3 separate regions of the Homo sapiens genome follow, and regions 2 and 3 are each linked to region 1. Evidence: chromatin loops called from intact Hi-C (ENCODE). Cell type or tissue: heart right ventricle. All regions are shown on one strand.

Region 1 (8,000 bases):
ACAGCTGCCTCTGTTACCTTGACTCGTCTCAGATTCCGTCGACCCGAGACAAGGAATATAAGACTGTCTCTATTATTTTGACTTGCTCCAGGTTAGGGAGAAGCCTATGCAAGGGTCCTACTGACCATATGTTTCATTTTTAGCTTTGATACCTGGGCACGGATTTCCCTAGGTTTAACTATTTGCTCAATGTTAAGGCAGCTCTGTGGAAATTTGTTTGTATAACTGGAGTGCGGTGCAGGGCTCTCTGTGTGACTGTCATGAAGGCCTGTCTGTGTGACTATCAGGGAGAATTGGCCTGCCACAAAAGGATTCATACAAAACTCAGGAGAGAGAAACAGGGTGGCTGGGAGATATTTCACTTCTGTACCTTCTGAGTTTGGGACTATGTGAATTTATCATTCTTTCAAAAAGTGAACAAAAAGTTAATTTCCTCCTTCCTTTCTGTGTCCCGACCCCCAGTGAAAAAAAGGGTTAGAGAATCAGATATACCTGGGTGTTCAAATCCCAGCTCTGTCTGAGTGATCTTAGGCAAGCAATTAACCTCTAATACCCCATTTTTTTAATCTACGCAATAGAGGTAAAAATAGTAACTGTCTCATATGGTGGTTGTGAGAATTAAATGGGATTGCTAGCATGGTGCCTGGTGAAGCGCTCAAAGCTTCAAACAGTGGTAGTAATAAGGGTAATAACAATAGCAATATTCTCTGATCTCTCTGGGCCTCTGGTAGCCAGCTATAAATTTGATCTCTTTCCCCGTCGCTTCCACCCTTATTGAGTTCTTTGAGAAACAAATGAGACTATAGGCTTGGAAATGCCATGAAAACATGTCAGCTGTGATTGAGAGTAAGGAATTGTTGACTGGGGAATAGTTATTATAGCTATTGTTACTGGCCAGCCAGCTGCTCCTCTGCCTGTTTTGTCCTGACTTAACCTTTCTGTATTTGCAGTATATCAAGGAGGTAACCAAAGACAGAGATGCCCTCAGGCTGGAGTCATACAAGAATAGGTAGGATGGGGGAGGGTGGGATGGGAGGTGTGGGGCCCTTAGCGTGGGTGATGTGCTGGGAGGTGGGAAGGCTGCAGGTGAGCATGGTGAGGTGATCATACAGGTTTGCATGTGTGCACAGGCTACGCTTTAGGGCCGGCTGTGCCCCTGACTCATGCTTTGGCCTCGGGGAACTCATGTCTTCTCTCTGGACTGCCACCTGTGACTTTTGATTCCTGAGGTCCCTTCCAATGCCATGGTTCTGTGGTTGTGGGGTGAGGTGAGGATAGAGGAGCAGTCCTTTCTGCTCTTCATTGATTCCACAGTAGTCCTTTCTGTTCTTTGTTCATTCTTTTCTCTACTGCCTCTGGCCATAGCCAAAACAACGAGGACCGGAAGCAGAAGAACTCAGAACTAGAAGAGAAGCTTCAAGTCCTAGTGACCGAAGATTTCGACTCAATCTGAAGCAACTGCAAAGGAAGCTGGAGAGGGCTAAGATCCTGCTTCTGGCAAGAGGCTGCAGCCCCAGGGGTGGTGGGAGCCCCATCCAGCTGGGGACATGGTCTAGGGATCATGCAGGTTATGGGGAGGCTCCAGCCAAGAGCCGGAAAATTTGGGTCCTTGTTCTGGTCCTGCCATAGAATCCTCTAGAGACTGCTAAAAATCTACAAACTGGGCCCTGCCATAGACCTGGGGAACCAGAATCTCAGGGTTAGGGCTTAAATTTGTTTTAAATGCATCATGGATGAAAACCATTATTATATAGATTATACTTATATGGCTAGCTCATGAGCCTGTTTATTTCCTTCTGAGGTTCAAGCCAACACTTCAACTATTCCACGGTGATAATAGATAGCAGAGTTTTTGTTTGTTTGTTTTTTTCTTGGGATGGGGCCTCCCTCTATCACTAGGGCTGGAGTGCAGTGGCATGACCTCGGCTCACTGCAACCTCCACCTCCCAGGCTCAAGCGATCCTCCTGCCTCAGCCTCTCAAGTAGCTGGGACTACAGGTGCATGCCACCACTCCTGGGTAATTTTTGTATTTGTACAGATGGGGCTTTGCCATGTTGCCCAGGTTGGTCTTGAACTCCTGACCTCAAGCAATCCACCCACCTCAGCCTCCCAAAGTGTTGTTATTATAGGCATGAGCCACCATCCTTGGCCTGAGATCTTTTTAAAAATTATTTAATATTTTATTTCTAAAGCAAAGCAACTTCACAGTAGAGATCTTTATTGACCAAGTTGTACATTGAGCCCAGCTCTAGACCTTTTAAAGGGCACTGTGTGGAATGGCCCAGGATCCCCAGATCTGAACTTCTCACTCTTTACCATTCAATTTGATTCTAGGAAATCAGCGCGAAACAGTCTTAGATTCCCTGCCTCCAGACCTTATTTTCCTGCCTCATAGAGCTTTATGTTACTGTCCTTTTGAGAGAATCCAGATTCAGACTTTCAGTTCTGTGGCTGTGGGCCAAAACCAACAAAGTCCCAAATCCTCTGTCCTTGGGAGCTTGAGGAGAGTTTACCAGTTCATGGTCCTAGTGGGTCTGATAACTTTGCCTTTAAAATCCACTCCTGGCCCCTGCCTACTGCTTCATGGCCTGGGGAATAGAGTGGAGGGGGCCACCCTTGGTCACCTTCCTTTGACTCTCCCAAGGAAACAGCACAACCAGGAAATTGTGGATCAACTAGAATCACACTAGTAATGTAATTTCTTTGCTCACAGCATGACTGCTGGGTTTGGGGGGCACTCAGATGTAGAGGTGCTAGTCTCGTCTTGCTGACCCCCAGCCTGGGAAGAAGGCTCACCCCCCAGGTTCCACCTCATCCCCACAGGGTCCCTGATAACCTGGTCCCATGGGTGGGCCTGTCCTGGGGCATTGGTGGCATTCTGGGGGCATGTCCCTTGCTGTGCCATCTCTGCCTCCCCCAGTAAGAGCTGTGTCTTCCTCTTCCTATAGGAAAAGCAAGAAAGCCAGCAAAACCAGGGAGAGCCCTAAAGAGGCAGTTAGAGGTGAGTGGAGGGTGTGAAGTTCCCTCCTGTCCTCTGGAGAATGTTGCTTTCCTTCTCTTTCAGCATCTGCTCGGCTTTTCTCCCAAAAGTTCAAATCAGACAATTGGAATCTTGATGTTTGAGAAAGCAGAAATGAAGACAGCACTGTATCACACTGAACGTGCTGCTGCCAGGCAGTTTGAAGGTGGGAATCTGGGCACCCGTCATCCTTCAACCTGCTGCTTTGACAGGATTTTAGGGGTAGTCCTTTGGGCCCCATCTCAACCTCTCTCATTTCAGAAGAGTCCACAGATCTGGCCAGCTGCCTGCAGTATTCCCAGCAGTTTACGGGAGAATTGGAACGAACTCTCTTTGCTCTCTCCACGCAGCAGAAGAACATGGACAGTGTGAGTCCTACAGCCTCCCTCATCCCCTGGCAGCCCAGCTTCCCAGATGGAGGAGTTGAAGCTGGTTATGAAGCCCTTGATGCTAACCAGCAGTTACAGCAGGCCATGGAGGAGCGGGCACAGCTGGAAGTACACCTGGGGCAGGTGAGGCTTTGCAGAGGGAGGGATGTGGAAGGAAGATGACCCCAGGTGGCCAGGAGCGTGTGAGGACCAGTGACAGCCCTTCCTAACTTCTGTGCCCATTCTTGCAGGTAATGGGGTCACTGAAACAACTACAGATGGAGAAAGATCAACACGCTGAGAATCTGAAAGGAGAGAGCGCCTTGTGGTGGCAGAGGATGCGGGAGATGTCAGAGCAGGTGAGACCTGACCCTTCAGCCCCCACCGTAGATAGGTCACTTGATTGTTCCAGGCATCTGTGAAATGGGAGGAGCACAGCCAGAGGTGGTCATGGGTCTGGGCTTTGTGGAGGTAGGGGCAGAGAGGGAGATGGTAGCTTGTCCAGCTGCCAGCCCCTCTCTGCAGGGCCCTTTCCCCCTGTGCTTTGGGCAGGTGCACGCGTTGAGGGAGGAGACGGTGCATAGCATGAGTCGAGTACAGGAGCTGGAGACGATCTTGGCTGAACTAAGGAACCAGATGGGTAAGCTGGGGCTGGGGTGACCTGGGAGCAGGACTGGCATCAGAGGGCTGTGGGGATGGCTTAGAATGCCAGAGAGGTGGATGCATGGAAAGGCTTTGAGGCAGAGGGAAAGAGGTCTGTGCCAGGAGGCGGCAAGTCTTGTAATCGTCATGAGCCTCAATGTCCCCATCAGCAAAGAGGAAAAAGTGTGTGTTGTCAGCCACCCACAGTTGTCTCTATCTGAAAGTGGCTTGGAAGATTGGCTACCATCAGGGTGCAAGGAATCATTAGCAGGGAGGCCAAGTTTGGGGAGCCTGAGGGGTGCAGTGGATCAAGAGGAGGGTTTTTTTTTTTTTGAGAATGCAGAGGGTTTTTTTGAGAATCATTAGCAGGGAGGCCAAGTCTGGGGAGCCCGAGAGGAGCTGTGTACCAAGAGGAGGGTGTTTTTGAGAATCCAGAGGCCGTTATTGTCTGCTTCCTTTCTCAGCTGAATCCCACCCCTGGAGCCCCCAGCAGGGGGCGCAGCCCTCATGTGAAGCGGCACTTCTGAGGGGACCTGTGAGCCAGAGCCCTGCTTTGATGGCTGTGGATGAGAGGCGATGATTTTTCTAATCTGCCTCCATCCTTCCCAGTGCCGTGGGAGGCAGACACCAAGTTCTGGGGTCTGCAGCTGCAGCAGCAGCTACAGGCAGAGGCTGAGCACCTGTGGGAGGAGCTGGAAAGTCTAGCAGGACAGCTCCAGTGGGCCCACATGCAAGACAATGAGGACTTGAAATGCCTGAACTGGGAGCAGGAGAGGCTGCTGGAGCTGGGGCGGGTGGCTGAGCTCTGAGGGGAGCAGGCGGAGGTATGCAGGCAAACCCTGGGGACCGTGCAAAATGACCTCACCACCATCAGCCCCACACTCTCCCAGAACCCTGAGCTCAAGGAGCAGCTACAGAGAGCAGCTTTGTAAAACTGGTGCATCCCACCTGGGGAGACTGCCCTCCTCCCCAGCCCTCTAGGCCTTTGTTTCCCCATCTGTTAAGTGGGGCAGTGTAGCCCTCATGTGAAGTGGCACTTCTGAAGGGACCTGTGAGCCAGAGCCCTGGTTTGATGGCTATGGGGGAGAGGGGATCATTTTTCTAATCTGCCTCCATCCTTCCCGGCGCCATGGGAGGCAGACACCAAGTTCTGCGGTCTCCAGCTGCAGTGGGTGGCGTGATTGCTTCTCTCTGTCCAGAACAGTGAGAATATGGAGATCAACAATGCACTTTAGTCTGAGCAGCATGTCAAGGAGGAGCTGCAGGAGAAGCTGGGCGAGCTGTAGGAGATGGTAGCCCCTGCTGATTATGCCACTGCAAGGGAGAAGGGAAGAGAGAAGAGAGAGGCAGCTACATTGTACATTGCCCAGACTACTACTTCCTCATCACTGTCCTCTGCCCAGGAGGGGCCCAGTTAGGGTCACTCTGTGGCACAGACTGGCCGTCTGGAAGAACAGTGCCTTTCTCTTCCCTGACTTTGGTACACCTTCCTCCAGCCTGCTGTGGCTGCCACAGGTCAGAACCTGCTGCTGTCTTTTGCTGAACTCCAGGGGGAGCGAGGTCCTCATGTATTCATGAAGGAGGCCGTGCAGCCCCTGCTTTGAGCTTTGGCCATTCAAAATGCTGCCTAGCAGCCCAAGGCCTGGGCAAACCATATCCACACCCCCGAGTGGCTCCAAGCATGCATGACTGTCACTGTCATTGCGTGAGTATCTGTCATACCTGTTCCACACTCTTGTGTCCATGCCACTGAGGCACCTTCTCTCCTGCATGGCCCCCTAATGCCCTGCTTTGTTCTGTGACAGACGCCAAAGACAATGCTGCATCTGTCTAGCCACCTGCCAATGACACCGTGTTACCTGGTGGTGTCCCTTGCCCTGGTGCCAGTCTTGCTAGCATAGCGGCACCTCAGGTTCATGCTTCCTCCTCCTCTGCCCACTGCCCTCCTGTACCTACTATGGATTCTCTTCTCTTTTCACAAGTAGTTTGTTCCCTAGGGCCAGGTGCCCTTCCTGGGGACTGGGCTGGGGGAAGGCTGAGACTGGGCTTTTCCTTGAGGTTTGGGGAGATAGAATATTGTTGGAATGAGCTTGGGAACTTGGCTCACCTGTCCTCGGTGATTCTTACAGAAATTGAATGACCATCTCATATGTTTCTTCCCACACAGAATCATCATGCTAGCCCCAATCTCATGGATGAAAGCAAGTGAGTGTCTCTTATCAGGGCAGCAGTCTCTAGGCTGAGGGAGTCAGGGAGGCCACTGTCTAACACCTTCTTTCCCATTGAGCCACCTGCACCCCTGACGCCTGTGTCTCTGCCCTTAGGACCTTCTCATTAACCGAGAGCCTGCAACAACTCTCCCAACAGCTCAATGGCGTTGTTTCTGAGGAACTTCAGAAATTGAGGGGAGTGCGGGGGAAAGGAAAGTATGATAGAAAGAAACTGAGGCAGGAATCACCAGAGAGAGGAAAGATCCTGGGACTGGCCGATTTGCTGGGCCATGTTGAGGAAGTTGCCTCTTCCCTGAGGCTTCTTCCTTGAGGCTGTTCACATGAAGGAGTTGTACCCCGTGGCTGGTTACATCATTTTATCCTACTGTAGAAACACCAGATGAGAGCTGCTTGGGAGGAAGGGATGGTGGGGAGATAAAAACCATGAGAGAAGTTGGCACAAAGAGGTTATGGGATGAAGGGTCCAAGTTAGGCAGAAAAGAAAATGTTGTCAGTTGCTGGGGAAGAAAGGAAGTCAGAGGGCTTAGACATGGAGGGGACAGAAGATTTCCATGCGCACTCTCATCTCTTGTAGTCAGCAACAGGTATCTGTGCGGAGGGCTCTGGATCATCCGCTACCCTGAAGGATCTGGAAGTAAGAGGCCCTGGGCCATGACCCAGTGACCCTGCAGGCCAGCCCTCCAACCTCCTCCCACAGTGGGGGCTGGGTGCCCCTCTGCCATCTGAGACCTCTCACACCCTCCCCCCAACCCTAATGATTGCTCTCTCTACCTCTCCCCTCGATCCTCCTCCAACTCCTCCTCTCTTCACGTGCCTCAGAGCAGATACCAAGAGGTAACAGTCGCCCTGGACTCGAGTTATATAACAATCAGTCGACGGAATAAAACCATCGAGTCATTGGTAAGAGTTCAATGGGGTCCACCAATTCCACGCTGCAAGTCCTGGGCTCCAGTTTCCCCTTGGGGCCCTGAAGAAAGGGCTGAGGGTCCCTGATGCCAAGGGCAAATGGGGAGCAGGGGGGCCGAGGCCTCAGCTAGAGGGACCCCAGAGCACGGAGCATGCATCATGGCTCTTCTGTTGCTGCCCTCTTTGCCTACTGTCTCTTCTTCAGATACCCATGCTCCAGCCCTTGCCACACATGTCCTGGGGTTGTGGCTTCTCAGGGAAGCACTGGCCTGATTGGTTGTCAGGAGCCCCGTATTTCCACTCTGACTCAGGCCCTAATTTGCTCTTTGATTCTGGGCAAGCCACCTCTCCTCCTTGGGCTTGTGTTTCCCGAGGAGGTAGAGTTAGAAAGTATCAAAAGTCTCTGTTAGCTCTGAGAGTCCACGATTTAAAGGTCCAGTAGAATGTAAGCCTCAGGGCCAAGGGATCCTGTCTGTCCTTTTCTGTCCTACATCTCTGCTATGAAGAACCATACCTGGCCTGTATGTGCTCAGTCAATGTTTGTTGAGTGAATGCACCTTTCTAAATCACAAGCTGGTAGAAGGGTGAGCTTTTCTCAGACTCCATCTCTAAAGGTTTATGTTACTGTCCTTTCGGGAGAATCCAGATTCGGACTTTCAGTTCTGTGGCCGTGGGCCAAAACCAACAAAGACCCAAATCCTCTGTCCTTGGGAGCTTGAGGAGAGTTTACCAGTTCATGGTCCTAGTGGGTCTGAGAACTTTGCCTTTAAAATCCATTTCTGGCCCCTGTCTACCGCTTCCTGGTCTGGGGAATAGAGTGGAGGGGGCCATCC
Region 2 (8,000 bases), 90 kb after region 1:
AGAACGACTATACTTCCTGGGGGGACAAGGATTCTGTCTACAAATGGCACAGCACTACTGTGCATAACGCATGCTTTCCTGCTTATGACAATGTCATGCTTTAATATATGAGGTACTGGTATAATCAATAAGGTGTGTAAGTTTCAATTCAAGGCCTTGGAACAAGGGTCTCTTTCTCTATTATCTAGCTACCTAGAGAGGAGCTGGGTTCAGGAGAAATGGCTTTGAGAGAGGCACTGTAGGGAAGGGGTTATAAGCACACAGGACCATGAGCCAGATGGATCTGGATTTGAGTTCCAGCCCTGCTTTTACTGTATGTGAGATTTATGAGAAGTTTTATTCTGTTTTTTTCCCTTTGTGAGCCTGTTTCTGCATCTCTACCTTCTTTATAGGGTTGATTAGATAAGATAAAGTATATGAAGCATTTAACATGACTTCCACCTACTACATAGTCAGTAAACATTATTGTTATTAAAGAGATCATTTCTTTAAAATAACAATTTCAAGGTTTGAATACAAGATGATAGTGGCCTTTATGTGGTTATTAGGCACAAAACTGAAACAACTGGAGCGATCGAAGTTTCCACTGAGGAGCTGTTTTTTATTTTCTCCCAGTGTGATTTAAGAATATGGAAGGAAGCCAGGCCTCCAACTGTGGGTTCCAGCCTATAGCTGTGGTTGAATAAGTGACTATCTGAAAAGGATCCCTGGGTAAGTAATTTAATTTCCCTGTATCTTACTTTCTCTTCTATAGAATATTGATTCATGGGAAGATAACAGTTCTGGAAAACCCTCTAGATAGGGATTGTGTTAATAGCCACGTTTGCGTTGCTCTGTAAACATGGACGTGCTGGGAGTGCAATCACTCAAATCCCATGTCCTGCTTTCAGCATCTTTCACCCACCGATATGATGTCTGAGTGTTCATTGTCACCAAGGCCATTTTCACTGAGGTTTCATTTGAAACGAGCTGCATCTACTGCAGGACATAATGCAGGTGTGCTCCACTTTAGAGAGACCGTTTGCCCATGAATCAGCACATTGGCCTGAAGAATCACAGGGAAATGATCCTGTCAGACACCCCTCGGGATGTTTGTGCCTGAAAATCTGGCTTTAGCAGGAATGGCTACTGCTCCCTGGCCCCAGTGGCTGCATATTGATCGATACTTGCCCCATTAAAAAAGCATACAAGTGTCCCTCAGTGTCTGAGGGGGATTGGTTCCAAGGTCCCTCAAGATACCAAAATCCTCAGATGTTCAATTTCCTTATATAAAAAGGCATAGTATTTGCACGTAACCTATGAATATCCTCTCATATACTTTAAGTCATCTCTAGATTACTTCTAACACCTACTACAATGTAAATGCTATGTGAATAGTTATTTTATTGCTTCATTTCTTTTGTATTATTATTTTTTCCAAATATTTTCCATCCGTGGTTGGTTGAATTGGGGGATGCGGAACCTGTGGGTCAATTAAGCAGTAAAGTATTATTAGCCCAGAGAAACACTTACTCTTTTCACCTTTAAGGATTTAAAAATAGTGGGGCTTATTCCAAAGCAAGTATAGTGGAAAATACTACTTAACAGTAGACTGAGATGCTGTAAGAATTAACATTCTGGGTGTAAAGGGCGATACAAATCACACAGTAGACTCTGCATTATATTGAACTGAGTGAATAGATGGAGGAAGGATGGAAGAACAGAAAAAAGGAAGAAAGGAAAGACGGAATGAATTAGAAGAAATTAGCCAAAAAGCTAGGACTTAGGCTCTATGTACGCTATGATCATAGCTTGAATGACCCTAGACAAGTCCCTCAGTTTCTCATCTGGGAAACAGAAAAAATGTCTTCCTTATTGGTTTTCTGTGAGAAAGAAATCAAATTACGTAGAGAGATATGTGGTTGATAGCACCTGACAGTCATAAGACCTGCAGATCAGTATCAATTCAATACAATTCATCAAATATTTACTAAGCCCTTACTATTTGCCTGGCATTGTATCCTGGGTGCTAGAATTACGTAGAGACGAATAAGACAGCCAGGCTTGTAGCCTGGATAAGGCAACCGGGATGGAGGCAATCCCAGTTCTTGATCTTAGGACTTTTATTTTTCATTTATTCATAATAGACTCCCGAAATCCCCTTCTGGTTGAGCTGCCCCAGTCCTTGCCCACTGAAAACCCACAAGGCTATTAGGGGGAGACAAAACTGTAAACCGAAAATTCCAAAGCAGCATGCGAACCGCAACAATGGTGGCCCCTAGATGTAGGAAGGAAATGAGGAGGGACTGAGGAACTGGAGCAGGGGAGTTCCGCGGCGGCTGGGTGGGTGAAGGCACCTGAAAGGGACGATGCGTGGGCTGAATTACAGAAAATAAACAGGAATTCCTATATAAAGAAAAAGCAGAGAAAAGGCATTTCAGATCACAGGAAGCATCACATGCAAAGCCAAAGAAACAGGAAATTGCTAGTTCCAGCTTCTGCCATTAACTGGCTCTTTTTAACCTTTCTGGAATTTCCTCAGGTCCCTCTGGGATTTCAGTCTTCACATCTCAGAAAATGAAGGTCGGGGGTGGAAAGAAGGAATCTATATTTCGGGAAGGTGCTTTCTAACTGGATACCTCCGTGCTAGAGCAAAAAAAAAGGGGTAGTTTTAAAAACGTCAAGTGTTATTTTAGGGCAGGAGCCAGAAGCCCCATGTTTTGTAACTATCAAGATGACAGGCAGAGCCTGCAGCCATTCAGAGGCTTTCTCCACTTGATCTTAGCCAAAAGACCAAGAAGCGATCAGAAATTTTCTCAACGATTAATTTACCCACTTCACCAGTACTTAGGGCATGGACTGAGCCAGGGCCTATGCTATCAAAAAGAGCACAGTCTAGCAGAGGGAGACAGACAGTAAATAAGTATATAAATAACTGGAAACCATATTGGTCTGCACGCTGCGAGTGCGTGGGGACAGGAAAACAGAAGCTCCCAGGACGTGCAGGTCACGTCCAGGTTACATGCAGGGTGAGTGACGGTTTATCTCCTAGCCAAATTAACTTCCTGTTTCCTCGTCCAGCCTCACCTTCTCCAAGAAGCCAGAAACATTTTCAGCCGCCAATTTTTCCTTGGCAGGACGACAGGGTGCCCTCTCTTCACCTGCAACCTTTCCCAGGCCTTGCCTGGGGCTCCACGCACTCACTGCAAATGCGGGTCCCAGAGCTGACCACAAGGTGCCTGCTCCCGCGACAGCTTCGCGCAGACCTGAGCGCCCAGTGCATGCAGACCTCCCGGCGTCGTGGGAGAGGGTGGCGGGAAGGCGGGCTGTGCAGCACCTCCGGGTTGGGCCGCTGGCGGCTGGGCGGGACTCAGCCTACGGTATAAGAGGGGAGCGCCACTCTCCTGGCCGCAGTACTGAAGGTGGCGCCTCGGCAGCGGGCTAGAGGCCACTGGCACTGAGCTTGCAACCAGATCCAGAGACACTGAAGAAGAGAGAAAGGTCTGAAGCGGGGCTGATTTGTTGTGGGTGCAGGGGAGAGGAAGGCTGGAACTGGTCTGGGGTCTTAAACACGTGGGGGACGTTTACAGGGTCTGGGGGAGGGATCCAGCCGCGTCGAGGGGCTGCAGCAGCTCCAGGCGCCCAAACTCAGCAGCTTCTCTCCCCCGCAGGCGCACCTCTTCCCGCCACTCCTAGCCCCAGCCTCCAAGGATGCGGCTCCTCGAGAAACTCTGTTCCTCGGCCGCAGGCAGCTCCGCGCCGAAGCCCGCCTTCGCCAAAGTGCTCACGCCGAATCGCATCCCCGAATTCTGCATCCCGCCGCGGCTGCCGGCCCCTTGCACGCTCGAGTCTCCAATCCGGGCCGCCGCCGTGCCCCGGCGCTGCGCCGCTGAAAGCGACCTGTGGCCCCGCGCGGCAGACGAGGACGCCGGCCGCACGGACTGGGACCCGCGCTCGCAGGCAGCGCTGTCACTGCCGCACCTGCCCCGTGTGCGCACCACCTACGGCTTCTGCGCGCTGCTCGAGAGCCCGCACACGCGCCGCAAGGAGTCGCTCCTGCTCGGGGGCCCGCCCGCGCCCCGGCCCCGGGCCCACAGCTGCGGCGGCGGCGGAGGCCCGGACGCCCCCCTGGGGACCCTGTGCGGCCCGCGAGGTCCGGGCCCGGCCACCCCCGCGGCCCCCGGCGGTCCCCGCCTGCCCCAGGACGCGCTCGCTGCGGGGCCCCGCCGCTGCCGCCTCCTGCGCGTCCCCGACGGGCTGCTGAGTCGCGCGCTGCGGGCTGGAAGGAGTCGCCGCCTGGCCCGCGTCCGCTCCGTCTCCAGCGGGAACGAGGACGAGGAGCGCCGCGCGGGATCCGAGTCCCCGGCCCGGGCCCCCTCCTCGAGCCCGCTGTCATCCAGGGCCCCGCTTCCTGAGCGCCTGGAGGCCAAGGGCACCGTGGCTCTGGGCCGCGCCGGCGACGCCCTGCGCCTGGCTGCTGAGTACTGTCCGGGAACCCGGCGTCTCCGCCTCCGGCTGCTCCGCGCGGAGAGCCTGTTCGGAGGCGCCCCCGGGCCCCGCGCCGTCCGCTGCCGCCTCAGCCTCGTCCTGCGGCCGCCGGGCACTGCGCGTTGGCAATGCAGCGCTGTGGTGGGGCGCAGCCGCAAGGCCTCCTTTGACCAGGACTTTTGCTTCGACGGCCTCTCGGAAGACGAGGTGCGCCGCCTGGCCGTTCGCGTCAAGGCCCGGGATGAGGGTCGCGGCCGGGATCGGGGCCGCCTGCTGGGCCAGGGTGAGCTGTCCCTGGGCGCCCTCCTGCTGCTCTGAGGGCCCAGCCCTCCCCGGGGCGCTCTGCCCTGGAGACTCCGGACACTGACAGCCGCGTGGTACAGAATAAACGTTATTTATTTTTTTATTTATGATACTGCTTTATTGACGTTTTACTTCCTCACCATCCACATTTGTCATCGTCTATTGGTAAAGAAGAAAAAGATAATGACTCCCTGTTCTGTTCACAGGACCCCCATATCTCTTTCCAGACCATTTTTGCATTCCAAGGAAAAATGGGTTGGCTTGGGACTGGGAGAGAAAGGAAGTACACCCATCTGCATTGTTTTTAATTCCTTCCGGTTTTCTATCAATGTTACAGTTTTTTTTTAATAAAGCAAGTTATTCATTCAGAGTCATGCCCAACGTTACGATTCATATACACAGCTTTACATATTGATGCGGCATAGGTAATATCCTAATTTGTGTTTGCGCACGCGCACACATCAGAGTGAGACACTTGTATTATAAGGATGTATATACCCTGGTGGGAAGAAAATTTTTTTGTAGAAAGTTTTCTTTTGGAAGTGAGTTTTTCAAAAATTGGTGAGGAAAACAGGGAAGTGGAGGACCTTCCAATAGATGGGTTATCTAGGGAATAGCTATTCCTGGGGTCTCTCTCTTCCTTACCTAGGAAATCTTAGAAATCTTTCTTGCCTCTGTAAACAAGATGATACTTTTTGTGGCATTTTCTCACCTAGCTATGTATCTAATTACACACTAATTAGCTTTGCGGTAGGATTTCCTAGATGAGTTAAAAAGTAAGTAGTCAGTTTCTTGAACACTGGGTTCTAGAGAGTGTTTTTAAAAATCCAATTGATTTTCATTTGTTAATTCAACAAATAAACCTAAGTCCACTGGAAACTGATTATACCCAAGAGAATTTGCCCTGGGCCACGGGAATCCACCATGTAGTGGAAAGCACAATGGAGTTGGAGACAAATAGAGAGTTCAATTTTTTTTCTGCCACTTTTCTGGACTAGGGCAAATCAGTTACTCTCCCTGAGCCTCATTTTCTCCATCAGTGAAAAGGGAGTAATATCTACCTCACAGGGTTTTGTGAAGATATACCTTAATATCCAAATAACCCTTGAATACATGTGAAATATGAGAGCAAACCTGAAATGCTTGCACTGTACTGTTGAATAGTGCTCAATAATGTTGCAGAGAATGAACTCCTTCAGGTCTTCTTTCTTTCCAGTTGTTTCTCCCTGCTCCTGGAGTGGAGCTTGGAAAAGGTAGGGCTACCTGTGACTGAGGACTTAGAAGAGCCAGGAGTGGGAATGTAGAACCCTTCAGTATCCCCATGGTAAATTTCCCCATAAGCAACAGTTTGCCGTCATTCTACATCAGAAATTCCTTCTGCATTGTTGTTATAATAATGAAGTCTGGGTACAAATTTGATCAGACTAAATAAAAATCCTGGATTTGAAATATTATTTCAAAGTGAACAAATTAGCCTTTAAAAATAATCTCATCAAACTACTTTTGATATTGAGAAAACATCACAGAGATGACTTGCCCAAAGCTATACAGCTAATGTGCATAGCTGAATTCAAACAAGAACCAAGTGTTCTGACTTCTCCAGAAGACTGACCCACCCCTGTGGGTCAGAGGAGGTGAGGCCAGTGTGTTGGAGGGAAGTATTCCAAGAAGAGGCTGTTCAACCTATGTATTCATTTATTTATTTAGTAGAAATGGAATTAGCTTCATTCTGTAGACTTCAGAGAACATAATGAAGATGACATATACATAAAGGCTTATTCCTTTTCAGAGGGCTCAATTTAACAAAAATGAAACTTCATGTAAAACATTGACTTCTTAAAATAGGTAAAGAATCTGGAATGAGCACTTGATGAAATACATTTGCTTGTGACTGATTATATATTTATATAAATTTATATATTTATATAAATATAAAAATATAATGTTAAGATCACTGAAATCTGAGAGTGACATCAGCAAGATGGCTGACTAGAAGTAGCATACAGTATTTCTCCTGTGCTGGGCTTATTTCATTTAACATCATTTTCACTAGGTTCATCCACCTTGTTGCAAATGATAGGATTTCATTTTTTATGGCTGAATAGTAATCCATTGTGTATAAATACTAAATTATTTGATCCATTCATTCCTTGATAGACACAAGTTGATTCCATATCTTAGCTAGTGTGAATAGTGCACCAATTAAGATAAGAGTAAAGATATCTTTTCAGCATACTGATTTCCTTTCCTTTGAATATATACCCACTAGTGAAATTGCTGGAGCCTATGGTAGTTCTATTTTCAAATTTTTGAAAAATGTTTGTCATCTTCATAATGGGTGTATTAATTTACATTCCCACCAACAGTGTTTAAGAGTTCTGCCCTCTCTACATTGTTGCTAGGATTTGTTTTTTGTTTTTGTCTTTTTGATGAAAGCCACATTAGCTGAGGTGAGGTGGTACTTTATTGTGATTTCAATTTTCACTTTCCTGATTAGTAATGCTGAGCACTTTTTTATCTACCTGTTGGCTGTTTGTATGTCTTCTTTTACCCATTTTAAAATCAGATTATTTGGATTTTTAAATTTGTTTGTTTGCTATTGAGTTGTCTGAATTTATTATGTATTCTGGATATTAACCCCTTGCCTGATGCATAGCTTTCAAAATTTTCTCCCATTCTGTAGGTTGTCTCTTCATTCTGTTGATTGTTTCCTTTGCTGTGCAGAAGCTTTTTAGTGTGATGTAATTTCATTTGTCTATCTTTTCTTTTGTTGCCTAGGTTTTTGAGGTCCTATCTAAATAATTCTTGCCCAGACCAATGTCATGAAGTTTTTCCCTTATGTTTTCTTCTTGTAGTTTCACAGTTTGAGATCTTACATTTAAGTTAGTAATCCATTTTGAGTTTAATTTTTGTATGTGGTGAAAGATAGGGGTCTAGCTTCATTCTTCTGCATGTTCATATCCAGTTTTCCTAGCATCATTTATTAAAGACACTGTCCTTTCCCAATGTGTCTTCTTGGCACCTTCATTGAAAATCAGTTGTAAATGTTTGGATCTATTTATCGATTGCCTGTTCTGCTCCATTGGTCTATGTGTCGGGTTTTTATGCCAATACTATGATGTTTCGGTTGTTAAAACTTTGTAGTGTATTTTGAAGTCATGTAGTGTGATTCCTTCAGCTTTATCCTGTTGCCTCAAAATTGCTCTGGCTATTCAGGGTCTTCTGCGGCT
Region 3 (8,000 bases), 130 kb after region 1:
TTCCAAACTGTGGCTTTCACAGGTGTTCCTGCCTCTCCTCCAGACATAAAGCTGGGCCTATCTTGTATTACTGTTCTATCCTTACTCGCATGCTTGCCTCCCCTAGCTGAAGTGGGTTTCCACCAGTGCCCTCAGATACAGGTTTTGATGACCTTCCCCATATAGACTGAGACTTTCCTTCTTTTGCAAAAGTAGGGAAGATAGTCTAGGTGGAGCTTCTGCAGTGGCTGCTGTTGCCCTCCAACCCTAGAAGATGGACTTTCTCATGCTTCTCCCCGTCTCCTCTGTGAGAGCCTAGTGGAGTTCCTGGAAGAGAGACCAGCAAAAAGTTGGAATATCACCCCCCATCTTTGTCTCCAAGGGCTTCACACTCATACCGACCCACAATTTGTTAAAAATTTCTAGTTGAATGTCCTCTGTTTTATACGACATTTGAGAGCATTTATTCCAGGTAACAAATGCTTAGGTCTTGTTTCTCCCTACAGGTAATTGTCTCTCTACTTTTTAGGTTAATTATTTGCCCTGCAATTTTAATTCTCTGCCGGTTCAAGAAAAGTCATTAGTTTGCAGCGTGTCCATCTTTTTCCTCGTTAGTAAAAGGGAGAACATCCTTTTATTTATTTTTTTAGCTCTCTATATCTCTAAGCTGAAACTGGAGGTCTCAGTGTTGTAAGAATTGAAACCACCTACTCCTCGCCCCCCACTGCATAGTGTGGACACTGACGACTGAAACTACTTATCCTCCACACAACCTATTGTCTGCATGACATGGCTTTATATTTTATTGTCTTTATTAGCATAACTTTATTATTCCAAAATACTCTTGCCCAGACAAAAAACTTGATTTTTCATTACGGGTACTTCCTGAAAATTCCATCAACTCTTCAGTAGAAAGCATCGAAAGACAGTTGATGCCCTAAGATTCTGAATCCCTCACCTCAAAATCCTTACCTTGTGGTTTCCACTAGTCTGTCATGATCCTCAAGTGTATATCGGGATCCTTCCCCAATTTTAATCAAGCCTTTCCCCGACCCTACTTTGAAAGACCTACTGGAATCCAACTTTCCTATTCTTTTTTTTTTTTTTTTTTTTTGAGATGGAGTCTTGCTCTGCCACCCAAGCTGGAGTGCACTGGCGCGATCTTGGCTCACTGCAAGCTCTGCCTCCCGGGTTCACACCATTCTCCTTCCTCAGCCTCCCAAGTAGCTGGGAATACGGGCACCCACCACCACGCCTGGCTAATTTTTTGTATTTTTAGTAGAGATGGGGTTTCACCGTATTAGCCAGGATGGTTTCGATCTCCTGACCTCATGATCTGCCTGCCTCTGCCTCCCAAAGTGCTGGAATTACAGGCGTGAGCCACCACACCCGGCCCCAACTTTCCTATTCTTAATAAAATCTTACATTACTTTTCCCTCCAAGACGCTATGAAAGCTCTGTTGAAGTGATATTCTCCCTTATGAATGAAAGCAAGAAACTTGGCTTTGTATTATCAGTTGGTGATATTTGGGGAGCAGATTTGAAAAAAACTTTAAGTTGCATTTCTCTTATTATTTTGCTTTTATCTCTTGCCTATTTTTCCATAGGGTTATTGATTGTTTTTAGAAACTCTTTGTATATTAAGGGTATCAACTCTTTACCTATGATACAAGTTGCTAATATTTTTTCCAGTTGTCATGTGTCTACTTTGTCATTTGTTGGAGTCTTTTACCATTAATTTTTTTTAATGTGGTCAGCTTTATCAATCTTCCTTACCTTGTCTGGATATTGAGTCATATAAAGATTTTCCACATTCACAGCTTATAGAGGAATTCACTCACATTTTCTTTAAGTATTTTTGTCGTTTTATTTTTGCATTAATATCTTGTCCATGTTGAAAATATCTTGATAAATTGTGACAATAGTAAATATGATTTTATCTTTTTTCCATGTAGTTATCTGGTTATCTCCAATACTGGAATATTATAAAGTCCAGCTCATTCTCACTGATTTAATATGCCCCTATACCAATTCAAAAATAATATTTAATAGAAAATAACAAGCTGATTCTGAAGTTCACATGGAAGACCAAGTGTATAGACTAGATCCCCCTCCAAAATATTTTTGCTGAAAATAACAATAAAAGGGCACTTACCCTACCAAATATCAAAATATAATGAGAAACTGCAGCAATTAGAACAGCATAGTACTGACATTGGACTAGAATTAAAGATCAAAGAACCATTAAAAAAAAAGAAAGAAAACAGAGCCCTGTATAGTTAAAAATGAAGTTTATGGTGATATGGTTTGGCTGTGACCCCACCTAAATCTCATCTTGAATTCCCATGTGTTGTGGGAGAGACCTGGTGAAAGGTAATTGAATCATGGGGGCAGGTCTCTCCCATGCTGTTCTTGTGATAGAGAGTGAGTCTCACGAGATCTGACAGTATTATAAGGGGGAGCTTCCCCGCACAAGCTCTCTCTTTGCCTGTTGCCATCCACATAAGATATGACTTACTCCTCCTTGCCTTCTGCCATGATTGTGAGGCCTCCCCAGCCACGTGGAACTGGAAGTCCAATAAACCTTTCTTTTGTTAATTGCCCAGTCTCAGATATGTCTTTATCAGCAGCATGAAAATGGACTAATCCATATGGTAAAAGTGGTTTTAAATCTTTGGGGAAAGAATGGATACTACTTATTAAATTTTATCAAGACAACTAGCTGTCCTTTTATGAAGAGAATTTATTTCTGGTTTGTTTGTGTACATATGGAATGTTATAGTAAGAGAAAATTTTGGGCCTTCCCTTTTGATCCATGGATTTAATAGCTTAATACCTCATGTATTGAGACTCTTTTTGGAGTGTTGCCAGAAAAAATTAGAAGGATCTTAGGCTTAAAAGCATAAACAAATTTATTATGATGATATGTGATGATATGAGAGTAAATATATGAGAGTAAACATATGAGTATGATTGACTGACAGGGATGAAGTAGAGAAGTGAGCTGGACACTTCTGGTAATAATCACTTACACCTAGATAAGCTTTTGTGAAAGGAAGTGCTTAACTTAGCAATAACCTGCTCTCCAGCTGTGCCAAGTACTTAACAGTGTGCTGGGAATTCCAGGATGCAAATATTGTCCTATAACTGGAAGAAGCAGCTGCTTACCGTTAGGGGGCCCTCTGTCTGTCTGTCTGAGAATATACCAGATGGGTCTAATCGTGCACTGCCTTCTGGCTTCCCCATCCCTACTCCCAGCTCTCTGGGCCAAGGGGTAGCAGAAGGCAGCAATTAAATAAACTTGGGTGTTTTTTTGTTTTGTTTTGCTCTTGATATAAATTTATGTTCATTGTCATTAGGTCTAACCCAATGTAAACAGGAAGAAGATACATTGTAATGAAACTGCATAAACGGAAAGATACAGAGAAAACCTTAAAAGAAGTGACTGGAAGGAGAGGAGGAAAAGAGATGGTAGCTAGAGGAAGATTTAGGAAAAAGAGAGGGTTTTTTGGTTTTGTTTGTTTTGTTTCTGAAAGTAAAAGTGATTTGAGGCAACTTATGCTGAGGAGGAGGGAACTACTTTTTTTTTTTTAAAGTTTAATACAGAGGAGAAAATTCTGTCCATCATGATGACCAATGGTAAGCTTCAGTTACATTTAAGCTACTAGTCCTAGACCTCTCCTTCAAGATCTATATTTTCAACTGCCTATGGGACTTTAGCCTTATCTGTAATGTCTGAATTTCTTAAAAGGAGAATCCATTAGTGTATTTAATGAGTAATTGGAAATTAATTTAAACCCAATGTAGGAAAGAAGAAAGTTATAAATGATGAGATCAGAGCCTAGATGACATAAGGAATAGTCTTGAATAGAGAGGAGTGAGTAGGGAAATGAGAGTAAAGACACAAGAAAATGCATGTACAAAATGCAGCAAAATGTAGCGTCCTCCTCTGTGAAGTAGTATGCACATTCTCCCACCCTCTGGGCATCCATGTAAATGACCTTTTCTAACGTTGAGGGTTGGTAGTGCTTCTGAGGTTTTAGTGAAAGGAAGTGTGGCCAGGTCTCATGCTCCACCTATTGGTAAATTAAATTTGTTTAGCCATTTCTGGCTGTGTGTAGCCATTTCTAGGAAGCTATCATGCCACAATCTGTGAATTAGAGCACCTCTTCTAATCTGAACCTAGAAAAGCTTTTGCAGGGTAGCTTGCCATTATGACCTGGCAGGGGTGTAATGGATGAGTCTACCTGGCCTAAAAGGAAAAATGAGAGAGGAGCTCATCTGCTGAGTGTCAGGGAAGTCAGTGGAGCTGAGAGGGGGCTGAGGATGATATGTGATAGGAAAAGTTGCTGACCACCTATCTAAAAGAATATCTGTTAGCATCAAGGCCTCAAAGGATGTTCTTAACTTCTTAATTTCCTGTTTTATTTTACATAAAATATCTTAACTTCATGAACTCTATAGTACTACTGAAAAATGATTACGTGTCTGAATTTTCCCAAGAACATGTGTATTTCAAACAACTTGCTTACAGTATCAGTGATTCAGGAACAGTCAATATTTGTACTGCCCTTTGTTACTTAACGTTGCAAATCATTGTCTGTCAGAGTGGAATACAAGCAATTTCCTGTCAGCTGAATATGCTTCTTTTTTCTATTGCAGACATTATCTTAGGTTTTCTTTGTTTTGTTTTGTTTAGAAGGAAGCCAAAGTAGACTATCTAACCCAACATAACGATTAAGAGCATAGTTCCGGGAGAAAGGTGCTCAGGATGTGAGTCTCGATTTCACTGTTAATAGCCGTGTGAACTTGCAAGCCATTCAACTTCTCTGGATTCAGTTTCCTCATCCTGTATGATGTGAATAATAATAGTGTGGGCCTCTTAGCAGTGTTGTGAGGAGGAAATGAGACAACCCATGCAAAGTACTTTGCATAGTGCCAGGATTTAGTAAATACTGAATATATCCTGGCCATATATATATGTGTATGTTATAAATGTTAAAAATATTCTGGGTAATCTGTGAATTAATAAAAGACAAATCAGGATTTTAGAGCTTGAAGGGGACTGGTGAGATCATTTATACTAGGTTGGCTAATATCTGGCTTATTTTCCATCATTCTTTCCCACCATATTCATTATAGACCTCACTAATTGATCCCAGCATTCTTTCCCACTGATGTCAATAGGATTTTAGAATCCTCAATACAGTATTTTATCTGGTCACTACTAATTGATTGGAGTTGATCCTTGAGATGAAACTCATCTGCCACCTCTAGCTGTTCTCAACAGATAAGGAAGTGACTTTCCTAATGTGACACAGTTGATTATTGTTAGAGCCTGGACAAAAATCCAGTCTCTTGTTACATAGTGGATTATACTCATCTCTGTGCAGAATTTACAGCTTTACATAATATAAACTCTTAAAAGAAATAAAAATATCCTTAAAATACAAATATCCTTTTTTGAAGAAACGGGATAGTTGGAAGAAAACTTTATGAAATGAAGAAAATGGAAAATGAGAAATTATTCTTGTCCATATTTTAACTCTTCAATCTTGCTTATTGGTCATGATTTGGCTAATGAAAGAAACTAAGCTGACTGCAGAAACCGTACATTTTGCACTGTTCTAAGAGATTTCATCCATTTACTTATGCAACTGATATATATTTGATGTCAGCTTTGTACCGGGCACTATACTAAGCACTGAGAAGATACAGATGATCAAAATATGACCTTGACCCTTAATAACATCGAGAGACAATATGGAGACAGACATGAACAAAACTGGAAGCATCAGTGATGTGCACTTCAATAAAGGCATGTAGAGGGGACTGTGGGAACAAAGTGGTCCATTCTACCCAGAGTGATAAAAAGCAGTGAAGGCTGCTTGAGCTTGAAACATTCAATGAAAATTAACCTTACAATCAAGAGATTCTAGAAAATGTTAGTAACCATTACTGACAAGTTAGGAATTGTATTTTTGAATGATAAAATATTTATGGACTTGAATTTACTTCACTAAAAATTGGTCTTAGTAGGCCATATGGTTTTGTCAATGGCAGGGCATAGAAAGTGTCGCTGCCTGCTCTAAGACTAACAAAATAAGTAATATTTACCATAATCACATTTTTGGGAGCAGATTATTTTGTATATCTGAGTGAGGGACAAATATACTTCCGGGTCTAACAGGCTCTCCTTGTGTGTCTGTAGGACTGATGTCAGGGAGTTCACGGTCTGACCCTGGGTGGACCTCATATGGCCCAAACCTGCGTGAAACTACCTGCAAAACGAGACTGACTCTTTACCCCACTTGACGTCATGGCCTTAAAGTCAAATTTGCTTACCCTTATTCTTTCATGGTTAAACACACTCTGGTTATTGTTCTCTGCTTAGGGAAGAAGATAAAAAGCCTCTATCCTGAAAACCCGGGTTATAAACAAACCCACAGTGGCTGCAGAGCAGCCATCCAGATGCCGTTGGGCAACTGGTAGTCATTGAAACCCAGAGCCAAGTAGCTTACCCAATATCTTAAGGCTAAAGTTGGTAGAGTGACTTTTAAAAGTGTTTTTCCACTCTCTTTGGCAAGAATGAGGGGGAAGTGCCTTCATTTACAGGCCAAGATAATCAACCTTGCCTCAAGTTCCATGTATAATGAAAGGTTCTACCGCAATGTAGGTCATGACAAAATGTCACTGGCCTAGATTCTCTGCTGAATCAACACCATTAAGAGATGCTGACCCAGTTTCCACAAGCCCTTCACTTCCTCTTTTTGAATTTGGATTGCTAGGTTACTGCAGAAGCTAAGAGACAAGGGTTCCATTGGGTAAAAGACTTAGTGTGAATTGTCTTGAAGCTCCATTAGGAAACCATTGAAACGAAATTTAGAAGTGAGTCTGGGATGATCTTGGATAGCACTGAACATAGATTGGACTCTGTTTATTTTGAGGAAATTTGGCTAAAACAATTGTCATTTTAACCCAGTGGTAGCTCTTATTGCCTAGTGGTGGTGGCTGAGACCACCATGGGGTGGGGGCAAGGTTGGAAGGTAAAATGGATTGGTAGGAATGGTAAATTGTGGGGTACAGCATGGGGTTGAGGGGAGTGGGCTGACATGCATGGGCACCCTGGGCGGGATAACAGTTTAGAGCCCCTTCAAAGAAATGCAGAACATTTATTTAGAGGAGCACCTGCCTGGGGGAAGAGCAGTGCAACAGGCATGTCACCACTAAGAGCCTGTCCTCTCTGTGGTCTGGGCAATTCGGCTGTGGATCCAAATATGTACACTCCACTCAGCAAAGTGAAACTCCAAAGGCAGCCAAGGTATTTATTACCTGTTGTTACCAGAGCACATCCCTTGGCGTTTTACACCCCAAGTCAAGCAGCTTATAATTGTCACAGGTGTTCGAATAAGTGAGATAGGAATCTGCAGGATTGGTTTTGCAAACTACAGGTCATGAAGACCCTGCTGATAAAATGAGATGTGGTAGAAAAAAAAAAAAACAGCCAAACCCCACCAAAAACAAGGTGGTGACCTCTGGTCGTCCTCACTGCTCATTATACACTAATTACAATGTATTAGCATGTTAAAAGACACTCCCATGACATTTTGCAAATGCCATGGCAACTTCCCATATGGTCTAAAATGGGAGGAACCCTCAGTTCTGGGAAATCCCCGGCCCTTTCCCGGAAAACTTGTGAATATTCCACCCCTTGTTTGGCATATGATCAAGAAATAACCATAAACATAGTCAAATGGCAGCCCTCAGGGCTGCTCTTTCTATGGAGTAGCCATTCTTTTGTTTCTTTACTTCTCTAGTAAACTCACTTTCACTTTATTCTGTGGACTCGCCCCCATTCTTTTTTGCTTGAGATCCAAGAACCCTCTCTTGGGGTCTAGGTCGGGACCACTTTTTGGTAACATGACTACATACAGCTCTGAGAGGTGTTGCCTTAACTAGGATGTTCTCCACATCACTGCATTTCTAGTGGGGCTTCAGGGATGTGCTGAGAAGAGAGGCAG

The links. Peaks named below come from ENCODE experiments on the same cell type or tissue, not always from the same donor. Only the 100,000 strongest peaks of a DNase experiment are listed, where the experiment ranks them.
Region 2: it touches region 1 in a loop (2.0-fold over the local background); 10 of 110 quality-filtered maps call a loop at or near these places.
Region 3: a loop joins it to region 1, with 5 times the contacts of the local background. A loop is called at or near these places in 16 of 110 quality-filtered maps.

The regions. Positions count from the first base shown.
Region 1 is chr15:62,251,065-62,259,064 of GRCh38, reverse strand. It overlaps the pseudogene GOLGA2P11. Among named protein-coding and RNA genes, the nearest start is that of MIR8067, 50 kb to the left of the region's middle. RefSeq lists a silencer at 4,421-4,715 and an enhancer at 4,437-5,329. In heart right ventricle, CTCF peaks have their summits at 4,520 (motif pointing right) and 5,576 (motif pointing right); DNase peaks (open chromatin) are centred at 2,474 and 4,544.
Region 2 is chr15:62,160,675-62,168,674 of GRCh38, reverse strand. It overlaps C2CD4B (C2 calcium dependent domain containing 4B), which reads left to right and starts at 3,390. Exons shown (of 2, transcript NM_001007595.3): 1 at 3,390-3,480; 2 at 3,651-5,140. The coding sequence starts at 3,691. The coding sequence ends at 4,785. It overlaps LOC124903502 (a long non-coding RNA gene), which reads right to left and starts at 3,262. Exons shown (of 2, transcript XR_007064669.1): 1 at 2,503-3,262; 2 at 2,081-2,385. RefSeq lists enhancers at 2,740-3,339, 3,340-3,939. In heart right ventricle, a CTCF peak has its summit at 4,697; a DNase peak (open chromatin) is centred at 3,364; H3K4me3 peaks cover 4,237 bases; H3K27ac peaks cover 4,971 bases; H3K27me3 peaks cover 5,692 bases.
Region 3 is chr15:62,121,107-62,129,106 of GRCh38, reverse strand. No RefSeq gene overlaps it. Among named protein-coding and RNA genes, the nearest start is that of C2CD4B, 40 kb to the left of the region's middle. In heart right ventricle, CTCF peaks have their summits at 3,144, 3,158 and 4,068; no DNase peak of the experiment used is centred here; H3K27ac peaks cover 1,882 bases.